Linked DNA regions of Mus musculus: region 2 is linked to region 1. Evidence: chromatin loops called from intact Hi-C (ENCODE). Cell type or tissue: heart. All regions are shown on one strand.

What was found. A loop is a pair of places that touch in the nucleus more often than their neighbours do. Peaks named below come from ENCODE experiments on the same cell type or tissue, not always from the same donor. Only the 100,000 strongest peaks of a DNase experiment are listed, where the experiment ranks them.
Region 2: a loop joins it to region 1, with 2.2 times the contacts of the local background. A loop is called at or near these places in 8 of 42 quality-filtered maps.

The regions. Positions count from the first base shown.
Region 1 is chr4:40,783,315-40,785,814 of GRCm38, reverse strand. No RefSeq gene overlaps it. Among named protein-coding and RNA genes, the nearest start is that of Gm34213, 12 kb to the right of the region's middle. In heart, no CTCF peak of the experiment used is centred here; a DNase peak (open chromatin) is centred at 1,004.
Region 2 is chr4:40,839,198-40,841,697 of GRCm38, reverse strand. All of the region lies in intron 1 of B4galt1 (UDP-Gal:betaGlcNAc beta 1,4- galactosyltransferase, polypeptide 1), which reads left to right. Among named protein-coding and RNA genes, the nearest start is that of Mir5123, 9.7 kb to the left of the region's middle. In heart, no CTCF peak of the experiment used is centred here; DNase peaks (open chromatin) are centred at 1,097 and 2,227; H3K27ac peaks cover 702 bases.

The sequences.
Region 1 (2,500 bases):
ACACGATCCTAGCTTTCTGTCTGCGGGTCTGTCCTTGTTCATCTTTTTTTTTTTTTCCTTCCCATTCCCTTGACACCTCAGCAGTCAGGTCCCTTTTTGGAGCCATACTGGATGAGGTGCCCAGTTGAGCCCCTTGAAATCTTTTTTGGATTCCCTCCTGGAATGTGTGGCTTGATGGCTTTCTTCTGTTTTGCTATTAGCTCTTCGAATCTCTCCCACCCCTACCCCCCTTATCTACCTTAGTGGCAGTTGAACCCCAGGTATATTAGAACTAACCACGCCCTTTAGAAACTCTCCCTTTCTTTCCTATTGCTCTCATTTTTCTTTCTTTCTTTCTTTCTTTCTTTCTTTCTTTCTTTCTTTCTTCTTTTTTTTAATCTCTGCACCAGTTCTGGATATTTTGGAAGTTATTTTCTAATTTAGAACCTCTCTAGAGCTCCCCAAGGGAAAACCATCAATGACTTAACATTAGCTTGTACTTTTGGATTCTAGATTTTCTATTTCAGACTGCTTTTTTTTGGTATTTATTTATTTTTTGTTTTTTTGAGACAGGGTTTCTCTGTATAGCCATGGCTGTCCTGGAACTCACTCTGTAGACCAGGCTGGCCTCGAACTGAGAAATCCGCCTGCCTCTGTCTCCCAAGTGCTGGGATTAAAGGCATTTGCAACCACTGCCCGGTTCAACTGCTTTTTATTCTTCCCAAATCTTCACCAAAATGCTCAGTCTTGCTTTTGAACACAGAAAACACAGACTGTGTTCTGCTCATTATAATCCCAGCCTTTAGAGCCAGGGTGGGGTTAGTTCTATTGCATAACGTTTTTTGCTGGGTTTTGTTTATGTCATTCGCCTCTTCAGGGTGAAAGGCTACCTCTTGGAGAGCTCTGATGTCTTCTTGCAGAAAGCATCTAGGTTTGCTTCTTCCAGATCCTTTGGGATGGCTTGACTGCAGCTTCAGGGACGGAGCGGGGTGATGTGGCACATAGCTGTCATCTCAAGACTTCAGGAGGTTACAGCAAGCAGATCCTGGAAAGGAGAAGTGAGCCAGGGCTCCACTCCAAGATGCTGTCTCAAACCCAACCGAAGCCAAGACAAATACCTCTCAGAGACTGAGATGGCTTGGAGCCGGTCCCTGTCAGGGCTGTTTACCTTTTGTTCACAGCTGGCCCCTGCCCTTCTCATTTCTTTTTATTTTTAGAGGCAGGAATCTTGAGGTTGATTAAAAGTCAGAGAAGGGCCGGGCATGGTGGCGCACGCCTTTAATCCCAGCACTTGGGAGGCAAAGGCAGGCAAATTTCTGAGTTCAAAGCCAGCCTGGTCTACAGAGTGAGTTCCAGGACAGTCAGGGCTACACAGAGAAACCCTGTCTCGAAGAAACAAACAAACAAAAAAGTCAGAGAAAATTAAGGCAGAACTGGAGTTAAAGGGCAGTTGTGAGTTGCGCTGTGGCTCCTGGGAGTCTAACTGAGGATCTTCAAAAGAACAGTCAGTGCTCTTAACCACTGAGCCACATCCCCAGACCAACGGGATTCTTCGCATACGTAGACATTTCAAATTGGAATGGTAAAAATCGCTGGGAATGGTGGTGCATGCTTTTAATTCCAGTGCAGAAGCAGGGGCATCTTTGAGTTCGAGGCCAGCCTGGTCAATAGATGAGTTCGAGGATAACCAGGATTACACTGAGAACTGTTTCATAAAAACAAACAAACAACAACAATAAAAACAAGCAAAAGTTATGAATCAGTGACCCACACTTAAGGCCTACAGTCTGTGGCCAAGTATGGCTTTTCTCCTCTCCCGTCTAAACATGTCATTTTCTACAGTTTCACAAACCAGGACTAGTTATAGACTGCATTGAAAATGAAAGGACACATCTCAACCCCCTTGGGAAACATTTTTTGACCCATGATTTCTGTTGTGGATTGCCCTGGTGCTGTTTGCATTTTGATGTCAATTCTGCTTCCTCAGGAGGGGCTGCCCTCTTGAGAGGTGGATCACGTACTCAGGTGATTTCATGTGAACCTTCTTCCCAGTTTAACTGGTCAAATAAAGGCTAGAGCCTGTGACTAGGCAGTGGAAGGGAAAGGTAGGGCTGGAGGTTTCAGAGAGGGGGAAGAGAAGAAGGAGAGAGTCAGACGAGGAGACAGAGGAAGATGGAGGAAGAGACGATGGGCAGAAGATGGAGCAGGACCATGGGGCCTGGAAAAGCCACAAGTAGCAAGAGATCTCATAGCTGAGGAATAGAGTAGTGTAGTGGTAGATCTGCCCAATCTAGGCGTGCAGCTTATAAATATTATAACTGAGTTGTGTGTTCTATGCTTATTGGGGTTGGAGATTTACTGTAACAGATGTCATCTCATCTGACTTCAGTCCTACCCGGGGCCTGTCAGGAAGTCCATACCCTATAATCCCACTTCCAGAACCTGGAGGTGAGGGCGTGGGGAGCTAACAGAGGAAAAGGTACAGGGACTTGCAGAATCTTGGTCATAGTGTCTCTTCACA
Region 2 (2,500 bases), 56 kb before region 1:
TCTCTCCCTCCCTCCCTCCCTCCCTCCCTCTCTCTCTTTCCCTCCCTCCGTTCTTCCCTTCCTCCCTCCCTCCTTCTCTTTTTTTCCTCCCTCCCTCCCTCCCATCCTCTTTTCTTCTCTCTCCTTCCCTCCCCTCTTTGTGTGTGTGATTTCCCAAGTGAGTGAGACATGTTGTTCCTCACAGTAATTCCCTCTAGGCTGTTCCTGCCCAGGTATTCTGAAAAGGAGTCTGTTGATTCTTTATACTCCATAAGTAGAAATGGTTTATATAAATTAAGAATGACCTTTCCTCCTTCCTATATGTAAAGCCAACTCTACAGAAGAGGATCACATGTTGGCTATCCAAGCCCGACTTTAAAATAATATTGATTAAGCCTTTGTGAGTTGGCTGCTGGTAACACACCTGCATGCAGCCACCCATAGATACTGTTGTTAATAGCTTCCGATAGATTAGTCTGAATTCCTAGTCATTTAACCTAAATGGACAATTCCCATATGACAGCTCAGGTGTACAGAACCTAATAACAGTGCCCAAGTCAAAGAACACTGAAATTATATTGGATTAAAAATAAGTTGATGCAGTTGCCTAAAGTCCGCAGATATAAAGGGCTAGTATTTTCCTTGCACCTGCCTTTTACTTGGCTTACTACCATCAGAGTATATCATATGAGAATATGAATTCAGTAGCTGATGCGTGTCAGGAGAGATCTTTTGGGGAAACTAATAAAACATGCCTAATTGCATAAATGGTAAAGTGATTTCTAATGACCCCAAGTTTATAGATCCAGGAGATGAGGCCACTCTCAAAAGGGACGCTGTTTTTCTCTTCTAGCCTCTCCCTGTATCTTCTACTAAATTTGCAGTTCCCTTCTGACTTAATAGGGCACTCTGGGTTCATTGAATCAGGACAGAGTTGATTTTACCTATGTGAAATGGGATCACATCTTAGAGTGTTGACAAGAGGACTCAGTGGCACGAGGCATATAATCAAAACTGTTCCTTGGGCACAGGAAGTGTGCACTGAGTTCCTTAGGCTGGCACAGTAAAGTCACTTCTAAATAGAGAGATGTGAAACTGTGACCAAAGCTTAGGGAAGTGGAAATCGCAGAGTTGTCATCTCCTGGCCAGTGTACAGACCTACTCCAGGCCATGAGAAGAAGGGCTTCACTTTGTGGAATCCACACTGGAGACATCCCTGGAATGTGTGCTTCCCCCATGTGTTAGGTGTGCCAGGTATTTGTAGCTGTCAATGCAGTCATCTCTAGGTGGACCCAGTTTGTCAGTATTCAGAGCACACCAGTTGAATGTTTTGGGAATAAGCCAGAAGGGAGTGTGGGATGTCTTGTGGAGCGGTGAGAAGGTGTGTTGTTATAATTTAAAATTGGGTTGGAGAGATGGCTCAGCAGTAAAAGCACTTGCTCCTCTTGCAGAGGACCATGGTTTGATTCCCAGCCCCCACATGGTGGTTCAGAACCATCTGGAAACTACAGATGCAGGAGATCCGATGCCCTCTTCTAACTTCTTGGGGCACCAGGTACACACACATAGTGCACATGCGTACTTACAGGTAAAACATTCATACACATCAAATAAATCTTAGAAAATAAGAAAAAAATTAAAATGGAGAATTCTACAGAGAAACCCTATCTTGAAACAAACAAACAAACAAAAAAGGAGGATAAATATAAGTCCCATCAGTTAGGCTGTACATCTGGAATGTTGTACGTGGGGGCTGGAGTTGAAATCCAGAATGCCCAGTTCAGAAGTCCGCTCTCTTGCCAATGTACTGTAATCTCTAAGTCTTCGTTTATCGTGAGATAAAATGAAGGGTTTGCTTGAATGCTCATTGGACTATCTTCCTGCCTGACGTTGCCAGTGTAGCCATGGTTAGCTAAGAGGCTTCACTGTAAGATTCTGGAGTGCTTACTAATGTCACCTTGTAAAGCGGGCAGAGTTGTCAGTGGGCCCTGAGAACCAGATTGAGTCTTAGCTGAAGAAACTCACAGCTGCCCTGCCCTCACACAGTGCTGCCATTTACAGACTCTCACCTGGGAGAAAGATTCTTTTCCTCTCTCCCTCCCTCTCTCTTACACACACACACACACACTCCACTCCATGTAAATGTCTGACGGCGCCGGGCTGCGATCATAGCTACCCATGGTTGCTTTGGGCAGACACATCTGCTTAGACTCATGTGGCAAACCCGCTGCCTAAACAGGAAGGCAGAAGCTACAGATCAGTTGATAAGTGGGTCGGTGTGAAAACCTACTCGGTAGGAGCCATTCTGAATAGAGAGCCCTGGACTTCGACCACACCTGCGTCAAGCATGCATGACGTCATATATGCCGACCATTCCCTACATGCCAGGCGTGGGGAAAGTTCATTAACTCCCACAGAGGCTCATTTTCTTGCTTAAGTGTCCTGACTAGAGCCTCTGTTATAATCCTGAGTAGGTATGGTGGAAGAGGATATCCCTTTGTTCTTGCCGAGCGGGGAAAGA